Linked DNA regions of Homo sapiens: region 2 is linked to region 1. The links are chromatin contacts, found by Hi-C or POLR2A ChIA-PET in ENCODE. All regions are on one chromosome and are shown on one strand. The core of a region is the stretch at or near the end of the contact, and the rest is flanking DNA. Distances in the headings are between cores, read along the strand shown. Region 1 holds the start of FAM136A (family with sequence similarity 136 member A). Region 2 has its middle 79 kb from the start of FAM136A.

The links. A loop is a pair of places that touch in the nucleus more often than their neighbours do. ChIA-PET counts read pairs that join two places held with the same protein, here RNA polymerase II (POLR2A).
Region 2: a loop to region 1 is called in a map of PC-9, with 12 times the contacts of the local background. The contact joins the enhancer-like site here to the promoter of FAM136A in region 1. A Hi-C loop is called at or near these places in 1 of 168 maps with a recorded cell type or tissue (PC-9). POLR2A ChIA-PET finds 5 or more read pairs at or near these places in 1 of 52 experiments (H1).

Annotation. Positions count from the first base shown.
Region 1 is chr2:70,299,638-70,305,756 of GRCh38, forward strand. FAM136A (family with sequence similarity 136 member A) reads right to left here and starts at 2,430. Exons shown (of 3, transcript NM_001329752.2): 1 at 1,967-2,430; 2 at 1,203-1,343. The coding sequence starts at 2,374. RefSeq lists enhancers at 766-1,715, 1,716-2,664 and silencers at 2,350-2,619, 4,423-4,552.
Region 2 is chr2:70,378,453-70,384,571 of GRCh38, forward strand. No RefSeq gene overlaps it. Among named protein-coding and RNA genes, the nearest start is that of FAM136A, 79 kb to the left of the region's middle. Within about 2 kb of position 2,944, at least 3 of the 41 ENCODE cell types and tissues checked have a DNase peak (open chromatin) inside an H3K27ac peak, as active enhancers do; they include PC-9, where a contact is called at or near this core.

The DNA.
Region 1 (6,119 bases), core at 1,180-3,679:
TCACCCAGGCTGGAGTGCAGTGACGTGATCTTGGCTCACTGCAAGCTCTGCCTCCCGGATTCACGCCATTCTCCTGCCTCAGCTTCCCGAGTAGCTGGGACTACAGGCGCCCACCACCACACCTGGCCAATTTTTTGTATTTTTAGTAGAGACGGGGTTTCACTGTGTTAGCCAGGATGGTCTGGATCTCCTGACCTCGTGATCTGCCTGCCTCGGCCTCCCAAAGTGCTGGGATTACAGGTGTGAGCCACCGTGCCTGAACATTATTTATTTTTTTTTGAGACGGAGTTTCGCTCTTGTTGTCCAGGCTGGAGCGCAATGGCATGCGATCTTGGCTCACTGCAACCTGCGCCTTCCAGTTTCAAGCGATTCTCCTGCCTCAGCCTCCCGAGTAGCTGGGATTACAGGCACCTGCCACCATGCCCAGATAATTTCTGTATTTTTAGTAGAGATGGGGTTTCACCATGTTGGCCAGGACGGTCTCAAACTCCTGACCTCGTGATCCACCCGCCTCGGCCTCCCAAAATGTTGGGATTACAGGCGCGAGCTACGCGTCCAGCCAGGAAACTTTATACTACACAGTATACATTCTGTATTTGGTGGTTATGTCAAAAGGAACAAACAAACGCCTCCTCCCCAACAAACTGCATAAGGGCTCTTGGTCATGAACTCCCCTGGTAACTCCCCATTACATCATTTCTTTTTTTTTGAGACAGAGTCTCGCTCTGTTGCCAGGCTGAAGTGCAGTGGCGCGATCTTGGCTCACTGCAACTACACCTCCTGGGTTCAAGAGATTCCCCTGCCTCAGCCTCCCTAGTATCTGGGACTACAGGTGCGTGCCACCACGCCTGGCTAATTTTTTGTATTTTAGTAGAGACGGGGTTTCACCATGTTGGCCAGGATGGTCTTGATCTCCTGCTCTCATGATCCACCTGCCTCAGCCTCCTAAAGTGCTGGGATTACAGGCATGAGCCTCCGCGCTCGGCCTACATCATTTCTATAGGAAATGATGTTCAACTTAAGGCACTCGACCGCCAAGACTTTTTCCAAAATTTCAAACCCTGTGAAAACTGGTTGGCCATCAGTATCACAACTGTTAACAGAACCAAGACACTAAAGCCAAGAGTTTTGAACAAATGCTTGTCATCTCCTGCAAAAGTCTGTATCAAGGACTACAGTGCTCTGTCTAGGATATTTCTCACCTGGAACTTCTCCAGCTCACTGGTGACCAAAGCCTGGGCTTGAGCCAGAGGCACATGGCAGCGCTCGATGCACTGGTGCACCTGCTTCATGGAGGCCTGGCTGTCCTCACAACAGCTGGCGCTGCACCGGAACATGAGACCCTGGGGAGAAAGGGCAGAGAGGTTAGGTAGGAAAGTCTCTGGGGACAGAGATGACTATGGAGCACTACAGGAGTTAGAAGGCCACGTGGATATTTGCACCTCTCTCTCCACCTTCTGCTTTCACCTTCCCTGAGAATAGACACCAGGACCTTAAAACCACCACTGGGGAAAATTATCCTCAATGTCTAGTGTAGTGTTTCATGGTGTCCTTGCTGCTAGCTCATCGGCACCTGTTGCACCGATGGTTGGGTGAACAGAGGTTCGCCCGAGTGGGTGAGGGTAGGGTGGTCTGACGAAGCCAAATTCTGAAAACCAGGAGCCTCTTCCATGGGGTTCAGAGGTCAGCAACCTAGCAATACAAATTCCACCAGAGGGCAGCCGACCCACTAATCAATGACTCAAGGGGCACTATCTGGGAAACGCATACTCCGTGAGAGAAGCAGGACCGAAACACACAGAGGCATTGCGGGGCTCAGAGAAGAACAGTGTAGAAACCCGCGCTGTGTGAAGCGAGGTTGGGCGCAAGAGAAGCAGGCATGACCTGGCCAACGGGGAGGCCGGAAGTCCTCGCCTTTCTGGTCTTTCACGTTGGCAGCGCCTCTGCTGGGCCTCGGGCCGCTCACCTGCGGAAGGGGCCGCGTAAGAGGGGAAGGTGGTGGGGCGAGCGCCTGCCACCAGGGGCTTCCCACCTGCCGCCGAGGACGCTCCTGCCCCGGGCTGGAAGGGGCGGAAAACAGCCTCGCGCACGGCAAGGGCACACGGATTTCATCCGATCCGCCAAAGCTTCCGAAGTCCTGTCCGAGGCCGCCCCGGCGACCCCAGGGCCGCCCACACCCGGTCTGCGGGGACGCGGCTGCAGTGCAAGGCGTCGCGTGGTGGCTGAGGGAAGGGCCCGGAACCCACCCGCTGAGAAGGGGGTCCTGGTTCGGCCCCAGCCCCGCTACCTGCATCTTCCGGATGTTCTCTCTTTCCAGACTCTTCACCATGGACTCCACCGCCTCCTGCACCCGGAGCTGCTGCAGCTCAGCCATGGCGACCCCGCGCTGCCCCGCGGCGCTCCGCGCCGGCGCCCATATGGAATCGGCGTACGGGCCCGCCCCCTCACCGCCCTTCGCCGCCCTTCGCCGCCTGCCCTTCCAGGGCCCACGCCCCCCCCTGGCGGCCGAACGGAGCCACTGCATGCTGGTGTCCGCGAGCCCACCGCCCTCCTCCCGCTTGGGAACCGGTCACTGGGACACCTGCCCTGCGGCTGCTGCCTGCCTTTCCTCCTCCCTCCCATGTCCCTCCCTTTACATTCTTTAAAATTATTTAATGTAATTTACATACAGATAAATGCCCAGATCTTAGGCGTGCTGCTTGATGAGTTTTAACAAACCCTGTCCGCCGGGCGCAGTGGCTTACGCCTGTAATCCCAGCACTTTGGGAGGCCGTGGGCAGGTGGATGACCTGAGCTCAGGAATTTGAGACCAGCCTGGCCAACCTGGCGAAACCCCGTCCCTACTAAAAATACAAAAATTAGCCGGGTGTGGTGGCACATGCCTGTAGTCCCAGCTATTTGGGAGGCTGAGGCAGGAGAATTGCTTGAACCCGGGAGGGAGAGGTTGCAGTGAGCCGAAATCACGCCATTGCACTCCAGCCTGGACGACAGAGTGAGACTCTGTCTCTAAACAACAATAAAAACCCAAACTCTGTCTTGTCCCAATCTCCGTCCTTTCTACCCCATCTCCCCACCCCTGCCCTAACTGGTCTGCTTCTGTCACTGTAGATTACATTTTCTCTTTCTAGAATGTCATATGTATGTTATTATCCAATAAGTACTCCTTTTCTGTCTGGCTTTTTTAGCATATTGCTGAAAAATACTTAGCCTAATGCTTTCGAGATTGAGCTGTGTTGTTGGTTCTTTTTTGCTGCTGAGTAGTATTCTATTGAATGGACATACCACATTTGTCGTTGTTGTTTTTTGAGACAGGGTCTTACTCTGTCACCCAGGCTGGAGTGCAGTGATGTGGTCTCGGCTCATGCAGCCTCCACCTCCCTGGTTCAAGTGATTCTCATGCCTCAGCCTCCCGAGTAGCTGGGATTACAGGCATGTGCCACCACGTCTGGCTAATTTTTTTTTTTTTTTTGTAGACACGGGGTTTCACCATGTTAGCCAAGCTGGTCTCCAACTCCTGAGCTCAAGGGATCCACACACCTCGGCCTCCCAAAGTGCTGAGATTGCAGGCATGAGGCATCGGTCCCGGCCCACATTTGTTGATCCATTCCCCTGCTGATGGGTGTTTGGGTCTTTTCCACTTAGTAGCTATTATGAATAAAGTGGTGACTATGAACATCCTTGACCATTTTTTTTTTCTTTTGGAGATGGGATCTTGCTATGTTGTCCAGGCTGGTCTCAAACTCCAGGCCTCAAGCTATCCTCCTGCCTCTGCCTATCAAAGGGATTACGGGTATGCACCACCACCCAGTCCTGGACCAAGTCTTTTGTAGACACAGATTTTCTTTTCTTTTGGGTAAATATCTAGAAATGGGATTGTTGGATCACAGGGTAGATGTATGTTTATGCATTTATTTCTCATAAAAAATGAACTTCAGAGACAAAGCAGGGGCTACAGATCATCAATGAAGCAGTCATCAATGAAGCACTTACATGCCAGCAACATGAAACTGTTTCTGAATTCCTGGAGCAGTTTTTTTTTTGGAATGCCTCACTGTCCCACCCATAACAGTACTGTCGTGTGCATTCATTTATCGAATACATTAGCTAGGGGTGCGGGTCCAGAGGGGAGTGTCAGTGGAGAAGGGAAACACACTCCGTGGAGAAGGGGAAGGGGCAGTGTTGGAAGAGGTGTGCTGGAGGAGGTGGTCCAGGCTGGCAAGGAGGGAGTGAGCCATCCGGGTTCCTCAGGAAAGTTTTCTTAGAGGAGATAAGGCTTGAATTGAGGCTTTGAATTGAATTGAAATGAGTGGGTGTTTGCTTGGCATATGGGGCTGAAGAGAAAGCCATGTCAGGCATGGGGGTGCAAGGTGGGGGTGGGGGAGGAACAAAGGAATGGGGCCGTCATTAGAATTTAACGATTTTCTGCCATTGGGCGCTAGATGGCAGGAGAACTCTAGTTTAGGGCAGTGGGGAGTTTGACTCAACCCAAGCTTCTTTGAAGAAAGCTATGTTTTGATTGGGCACGGTGGCTCACGCCTGTAATCCCAGCACTTTGGGGAGCTGAGGCAGGTGGATCACCTGAGGTCAGGAGTTCAGGAGTTTGAGACCAGCCTGGCCAACATGGTGAAACCCCATCTCTACTAAAAGCACAAAAATTAGCCGGGCGTGGTGGCAGGCACTTGTAGTCTTGGCTACTTTGGGAGGCTGAGACAGGAGAATCGCTTGAATCCGGGAGGTAGAGGTTGCAGCGAGCTGAGATCACGTCACTGCACTCCAGCTTGGGCAACAAAGTGAGACTCTGTCTCAAAAAAAATAAAATAAAAAATAAAAGCAAGCAAGCAAGCAAGCAAGCAAGCAAGCAAGCAACCAAACAAGCTGTGTTCTTCCAGCGCCAGGCCCTCTCTAGTGAGTACAAGTGTGAGTATCTCCCCATAAATCACAGTTCAGGGTCTTGAGACAGCCTGTTCACTTCAAGCTCGACTACAAGTGGCTCCCAGCAGCAGCTGGAATCAGGGCGACACCAACTATTAAATAATGTGCCAGACAGTGTTTTAAGTGCCTTCCACGGGATGATCTCATTTAATTTCCATGACAAAGCACCCTATGAGGTGGGTACTTTACTCTCCTCTCTTCTCTCACTCAGGGCAGAAAACTGAGGCCTAGGGAGATGAAACCACTTGCCAGAGATTGCACATTTATAAACTGGTGGAGCTGGAATTCCAATCCTGATGGGCTAACTCCAGACTAGAAAAAGTAGGAAATCTCTATTGTGACTGACTTAATGTTTATACTTATGTCCCATATTCCACAGAAAGTTCTTTCTTTCTTCTTTATAGCACAATCTGAAACTACTCACTTCTCCCTCTTATTCCTAAAATGCCAGACAGAACCTCTCCAACAGCTCCTACTTGTAGGAGCCAAGTTAATCATGCTAAAATGAGTTTAAAAGTCCTTGAGTAATGCAGCCTTGTTAGTTTCTATACACAAATTGAATGGTACTTTTAGTATTTACGAAAAATGATTCTTGGCTGGGGCGGTGGCTCACATCTGTAATTCCAGCACATTGGGAGGCCGAGGCGGGCAGATCACTTGGGGCTGGGAGCTTGAGACCAGCCTGGCCAACGTGGTGAAACCCCCATCTCTACTAAAAATATAAAAACATTAGCTGGGCATAGCGGCACACACCTGCAATCACAGCTACTCAGAGGCTGAGGTGGGAGAATCACTTGCACTCAGGAGGTGGAGGTTGCAGTGAGCTGAGATGGTGCCACTGCACTCCAGCATGGGTGACAGAGCGAGACTCTCCCTCAAAAAAAAAAAACAAAAAAACAAAAAAACAGAAAAAAAAAAACCCAGAAAAAAAAAAAAGAAAAATGATTCCTGACTTCCAGTTAGTTGGCTGTGGAAATCCCATGGGAGTCATGGTGGAAGCAGAGTTTAATCTCATGTTAGGAAGCTCAGATACCTGTCTGTGCTATTACCCTGGTGCTTTGAGGGTGGGAAATGAGGTTTCAGGATTATCTGGCTCAAGCCTGGGCTGACTCACTGGAAACAAGTCACAGCTCTTTCAGGATCCTGGGTAGTCAGTTCTGTCATCTTGATTCCTTTCCCACCTCTCC
Region 2 (6,119 bases), core at 1,694-4,193, 79 kb after region 1:
TCATAGATTATAGGTGTGAGCCACCATGCCCAGACTGGAGCCTTAATTTTTAAAAAAGTTTGATTGAGATATAATTAACATACCATGCAATTTGTCCATTTAAAGTATACAATTCACTGGGCTTTAGTATGTGCAGAGTTGTGCAACCATCATCACAGCCAGTATTAGAGCCTTTGCCTCCAAAAGAAACCCCCTACTCTTTAACTATCACCCCATCTTTTCCCCCGACCCCAGCCTTCAAAAAGCACTGATATGTCTCTGTAAATTTCTCTATTCCAGACTTGCATATGAATGGGATTATATAATATGTGGCCTTTGTGCCTGGTTTCTTTCACTTAGCATGTTTTCAAGGTTCATGTGTGTTGTAGCATGTATCATCACTTCATACCTTTTTATGACTATCATTCCATTGTATGTATATGCTACATTTTGTTTATCCATTCATCAGGTGGACATTCAGGTTGCTTCTACCTTTTGGCTATAATGAATAATGCTGCTATAAACATTTGTTTTCAAGTTTCTTTGTGGGTATATGTTTTCATTTCTCTTATACAATGTTGCTGTAAATATTTGTGTGCAAGTTTTTGTGAGGGGGTGTTTTCATTCTCTTGGTATATACCTGGTAGTGGAGTTGCTGGATCATACAATAACTCTGTTTAATCATTTGAGGAATTGCCTGACCGTATGAGGGTTCCAATTTCTCCACATCCTGGCCAACACTTTTTTTTTTTTTTTAAACATAGTCATCCTAGTGGGTGCGAAGTGGTGTTAAGGTTTTTGTTTGCATTTCCCTAATGACTAATGATCTAGAGCATTTATAGATATGCATATTGGCCATTTGCATATCTTCTTTGGAGAAATGGGTATTCAGATTTTTTTGCCCATTTTAATATTGGATAATTAGTCTTTTTACATTGAGTCATAAGTTTTTTAATATAGACAGGGTCTTGCTCTGTTGCCCAGAGCAACATGATTGCAGTGGCATGATTATAGCTCACTGTAACCTCAAACTCCTGGACTCAAGTGATCCTCCTGCTTCAGCCTCCTCAGTAGCTGGGATTACAGGTGTGCACCACCATGCCTGGCTAGCTTTAAAATCTTTTGTAGAGACAGGGTCTCGCTATGTTGCCCAGGCAACATCTCAAACTGCTGGCCTCAAGCAACCCTCCTGCCTGGGCCTCTTAAAACATTGGTATTACAAGCATGAGCCAAGGCTCCTGGCCCCGGGCCCTTACTTTCAGACTTTAGCTCTTACATTTAGATCTTTCCTCCCTTTTGAGTTAATATTTTAAAATTGAGGTATAATTTATGTAACACACTATTAACCAGTTTAAAATGTACAATTCTGTGGTATTTAGTGCATTTATAATGTTGTGAACCACTACCTCTCTCTAGTTTCAAAACTTTTTCACCACCCCAGAAGAACAACCTGTATCCATGAAATAATCTCTATTAGCCCCCTCCACAAATCCCCTGTTAACCACTAGTCTGCTTTCTGTCTTGATGAATTTGCCTATTCTGGCTATTTTATATAAAAGGAATATTCTAGTATGTTACCTTTTGTGCCTGGTTTCTTTCAGTTAGCGTAGTGTTTTAGAGATTCATCCAAGTTACTTCATTGCTTTTTCTATGGCTGAATATTCCATTGTATGTATATAGTGCCATTTGCTGATATATTCATCCATTGACGGACATTTGGGTTGTTTCCACCTTTTTGATATTATAAATAATGCTGCTATAAATATCCGTGTACAAGTTTTTATGTGGGTATATGTTCTCATTCCTCTTGTATGTATGTGTGTATATATATTATATATATATACAAACTTTGTACATATTTATACACACATATATACATTACACACACACACACACACACACACACACACACACGGGAGTGGAATTGATGGGTCATGTGGTAATTCTATATTTAACTTTTAAAGGAACTGCCAAACTGTTTTCTATAGTGGCTGCTTTATTTTACATACCCACCAGTAATGCATGAGAGTTCTAATTCCTCCACATCCTCATCAATACTTATCTTCTGTTTTTTAAAAAAAAGTTATTATAGCCATCCTCATAGGTATTAAGTGGTATGTCATTGCAGTTTTGATTTACATTTCCTAATGACCAATTAATTTTTGCATATGGTGTGAGGGAAGGATCCAACTTCATTGTTTTGCCTGTGTCTACTCAGTGCTGTTTGTTGAAAAGACTCTTCTTTCCCCACATAGCAATCTTGGTACCCCCGTAGAAAATCAGTTGATCATAGATGTATGGGTTTCTTCCTGGGCTGTTAATCTTACTCCATTAATCGACATGTCTATTCCTGTGCTAGTATTACACTGTCTTGATTGCTTTATAGTAACCAGGAACCTCTGTAGTAAGTTTTGAAATCAGGAAGTGTAGTCCTCCTACTTTGTTATTTTTCAGTACTGTTTTGGCTAGTCTGGGTCCCTTGAAACTCCATATGAATTTTACAATCGTTATTGATTCCTACGAAGAAATCAGTTGGGATTCTGATAGGGTTTTTGTTGAACCTGCAGATCAGTTTGGGGAGTTTCACTATCTTATCAGTGTTAAGTCTACTGACCCATAAGCAGGGAATTTTTCCATTTATTTAGACCTTCTTTAATGTCTGAAACAGTTCATTTATAAGGCCCATCCATGTGGTCAACTTTCTGGGACTTACATTTTGAACCTATGAAACATTCAGGGAAAGAAGTTTTGTGGAAGGTGGGGAAGGGTATAATGAATTCTGGCTTGATGCCTCATTCTTGAATTCTCCAGAGGTGATGAGGATCTCCCCTTCTGAGCTGCACCCTTTACAGTAAGTCTTAGTGGCCTTCAGGAGAGGGCTGCTGAGCAGGCTCATGAAACCTACTGGAAGTCCCTGGTCAACTGTCCTGGAGAAGGCAGGGGCCACTTCCTGCCCTGCTAGGGAGACTGATTTCTGGGGTGAGGAAGAATGAATCACGACCCTCTTGGACCCAATCTACCTGCCTATGAGAGGTTGTAGTGAGTCACCCTTACTTGCTAATGACAATGTTTAAATGACTCTGAATGACCTCAGAGGTTTGCCTCTACTCTCCTGAAAGTTCTAATTTATAGAATGATGCCCTCTGGTTTCATAACTGGACAAAATGCATATCAACAGTTGAGAAAGAGTGAGAAAGAGAGAGTGAGAAAGTTGGGGGAGAGAATATACTAAGCCCTCATGAAGTTTCTATAATAACCTATGACATAGAAAACTCCCACCAACTCTTTAGATGTGACTCCATTTTATAAAGAAATCTCTTTCTCTTTTCCTTTTTTCTTTTGCCATTCTCTTCTCTGCTGCAGGAAGTCCTTATCTGTCCCTTGAACGCCCAGTTTCAGTTTTTCCCTCTTGGTGAGGCTCCTCTGGGCAATCCCGTCCACTCATCACTGTCTTTTCTGCATTTCTGGTGTGTGTGGTCAGAGTTTCTACCCAACACTTGCTCACACGCAGTCTGGATTGCTTTCTGATAGTCCCCGGCATTAATCTCCTCTTCCCTGTGCTGTCATCTCCACAAGGGCAGGGCAGGGCTGTGCTGCCGACCTCATCTGCATGCCCTGGGGGATCGAGCTGACACTGGGTGCAGCAGGAAGTGTGGCCCTGGTAGAATGTTCTCACCCATTCCAGTATAGGATTGGGACTTCCTGTCCTCATCCAGGCTGTGGCGGTTACATTTAAACCTTTCCCACACCTGGGTCTCTACCTCAGTTGTTGTCCTAGCAGGTTGGGTTGGTTCATCCTGCCCTGGGCATTCCTAAGGCTATTATAAGTGTGTCAGGTCTGGGTCTTTATCTTGATTAGAATAATAACTTCCTGAATTTGTCCAGTGGGCAGCCTTTCCTTAATGAATGAAAAAAGAACTGGAATGTTACTGCAAATGAGTATCTACCCTGTTCTCTTTCCACAGAACTCTTAGCATTCTGTTGTTATGAAATCTCCTGGATATCTAATTGGATGTATATTACTAGAGTGCTTCTGTATTCTGACATCAAGTTTCATTTTAATTATATGGGAGAAAAACTAATTCTTTTAATTAAACCAACATGGATATTAACTATTATCATTGACTTCTAGCAGATAAATCTTACATGCAAAAAACAGGGCAAATACCTCCTGCACTCCTTGGGTTGCCTGTGGAGCAGCCTCTGGGAACTCAGTCTCAAGGAGATGAAGGGCCCATGGGCATTCCTAGTTCCATGGAGGATGGGGACTAGTGTGGAGCAAACTTGTCAGGATCATTTATTCATTCACTTTTAGTTGTATGTTTGCTAAATCCTTACAAATAAGGTGTAAACCAAAAATAAAATCCTAAGCACCCCCTCGCTACCTACCTGAAACTGAATGGATCCCCTCTGGACCAAGGGGACCCCAGAGAAACCTGAAAAACTGAATTCCTGGTGTATTAGTCAGGGTTCCCTAGAGGGACAGAATATGAGATTATATATATATTATATATATATTATTAAGTATTAACTTACATGATCACAAGTTCCCAAAATAGGCTGTCTGCAAACTTGAGATGCAAGGAGAGCCAGTCCAAGTCTTAAAACTGAAGAACTTGGAGTCCGATGTTTGAGGACAGGAAGTATCCAGCATGGGAGAAAGATGTAGGCTGGGAGGCTAGGCCAGTCTCACACTTTTCACGTTTTTCTGCCTGCTTTATATTTGCTGGCAGCTGATTAGATTGAGCCCACCAGGTTAAAGGTGGGTCTGCCTTCCCCAGGCCATTGACTCAAATGTTAATCTCCTTTGGCAACACCCTCACAGACACACCCAGGATCAATACTTTACATCCTTCAATCAAGTTGACACTCAGTATTAACCATCACACCCAGCCATGATGGGAAGTGATATGGTCTGGCTCTGTGTCCCCACCCAAATCTCACGTGGAATTTTAATCCCCAGGTGTCAGGGGAAGGAGCTGGTGGGAGGTGATTGGGTCATGGGGCATTTTCCCCCATGCTGTTCTTGTGGTAGTGAGTCCTCACGGGATCTGATGGTTTAAAAGCGTGTGGCAGTTACCCCCTTGTTCTCTGTCTCTTGCTGCCATGGAAGACATGCCTTGCTTCCTTTTTGCCTTCCGCTATGATTGTAAGCTTCCTGAGGCCTCCCCAGCCACATGGAACAGTGAGTCCATTAAACTTTTCTTTATAAATTACCCCGTCTCAGGTAGTTCTTTATAGCAGTGTGAAAATGAACTAATACAAGAAGGAAGGACCACCTCATTATACCCCTTCCTTTGGAGTCTATGCGCAATTGACCAGCATTAATATTAAAATACAGATCATAAGACTAACAAAACAGACTCTGGGAATAAGACACCAAATGCCAACCTGACTCTGGTTAGCATCACAGGACAGACAGCAGACCCTGAAGGAAATAAAAATATTTTACCCCAAAATGTATTTCTTTGACATATTTTGAAATGGTCCTGCAAAACTGTCTTTTAGGGGAGGACATTTGTATCTGTAGAGAATCTCCATTAATGCGGACAGGGCTTTCCTGAATTTAGGAGGGATAAACATCTTTTAAGGTCCAAAAAGAGACATTTACCATCTATTCTCTCCAAAGACTGCTACCTATGAGGCTTCATATACCTAACAAGAGCCCTGGTCGTGGCAACCTCCCTTAGCTTAACTCAAGCATTTCTTTCTACTGGCAAGTCTTTAGACAAAGTTCAACTCTTTCAACCAACTGCCAATCAGAAAATCTTTGGATCCATCTGTGACCTGTAAGTCCCTGCTTTGAGATACCCAGCTTTTCCGGGCCGAACCAATATATACCTTAACATGTATTGATTTATGTCTTTGCCTGTAACTTCCATTTCTCTAAAATGTATAAAACCAAACTGTAACCCTATCTTCTCAGCCATAGTTTCTCAAGACCTCTTGAGACTGTTCCCTGGGGCCTGGGTACTCATATTGGCTCAGAACAAACCTCTTTAAATATTTCACAAAATTTGGTTTTCTTCATCAACAAAGAACACAACATTTTCTCTCTGTACATTCAGGCAGTGTTTTTCACACATAGATTTTGGATTTTCAGATTTAAAAATTCCTACATAGCACCTGCCTGGCTTACT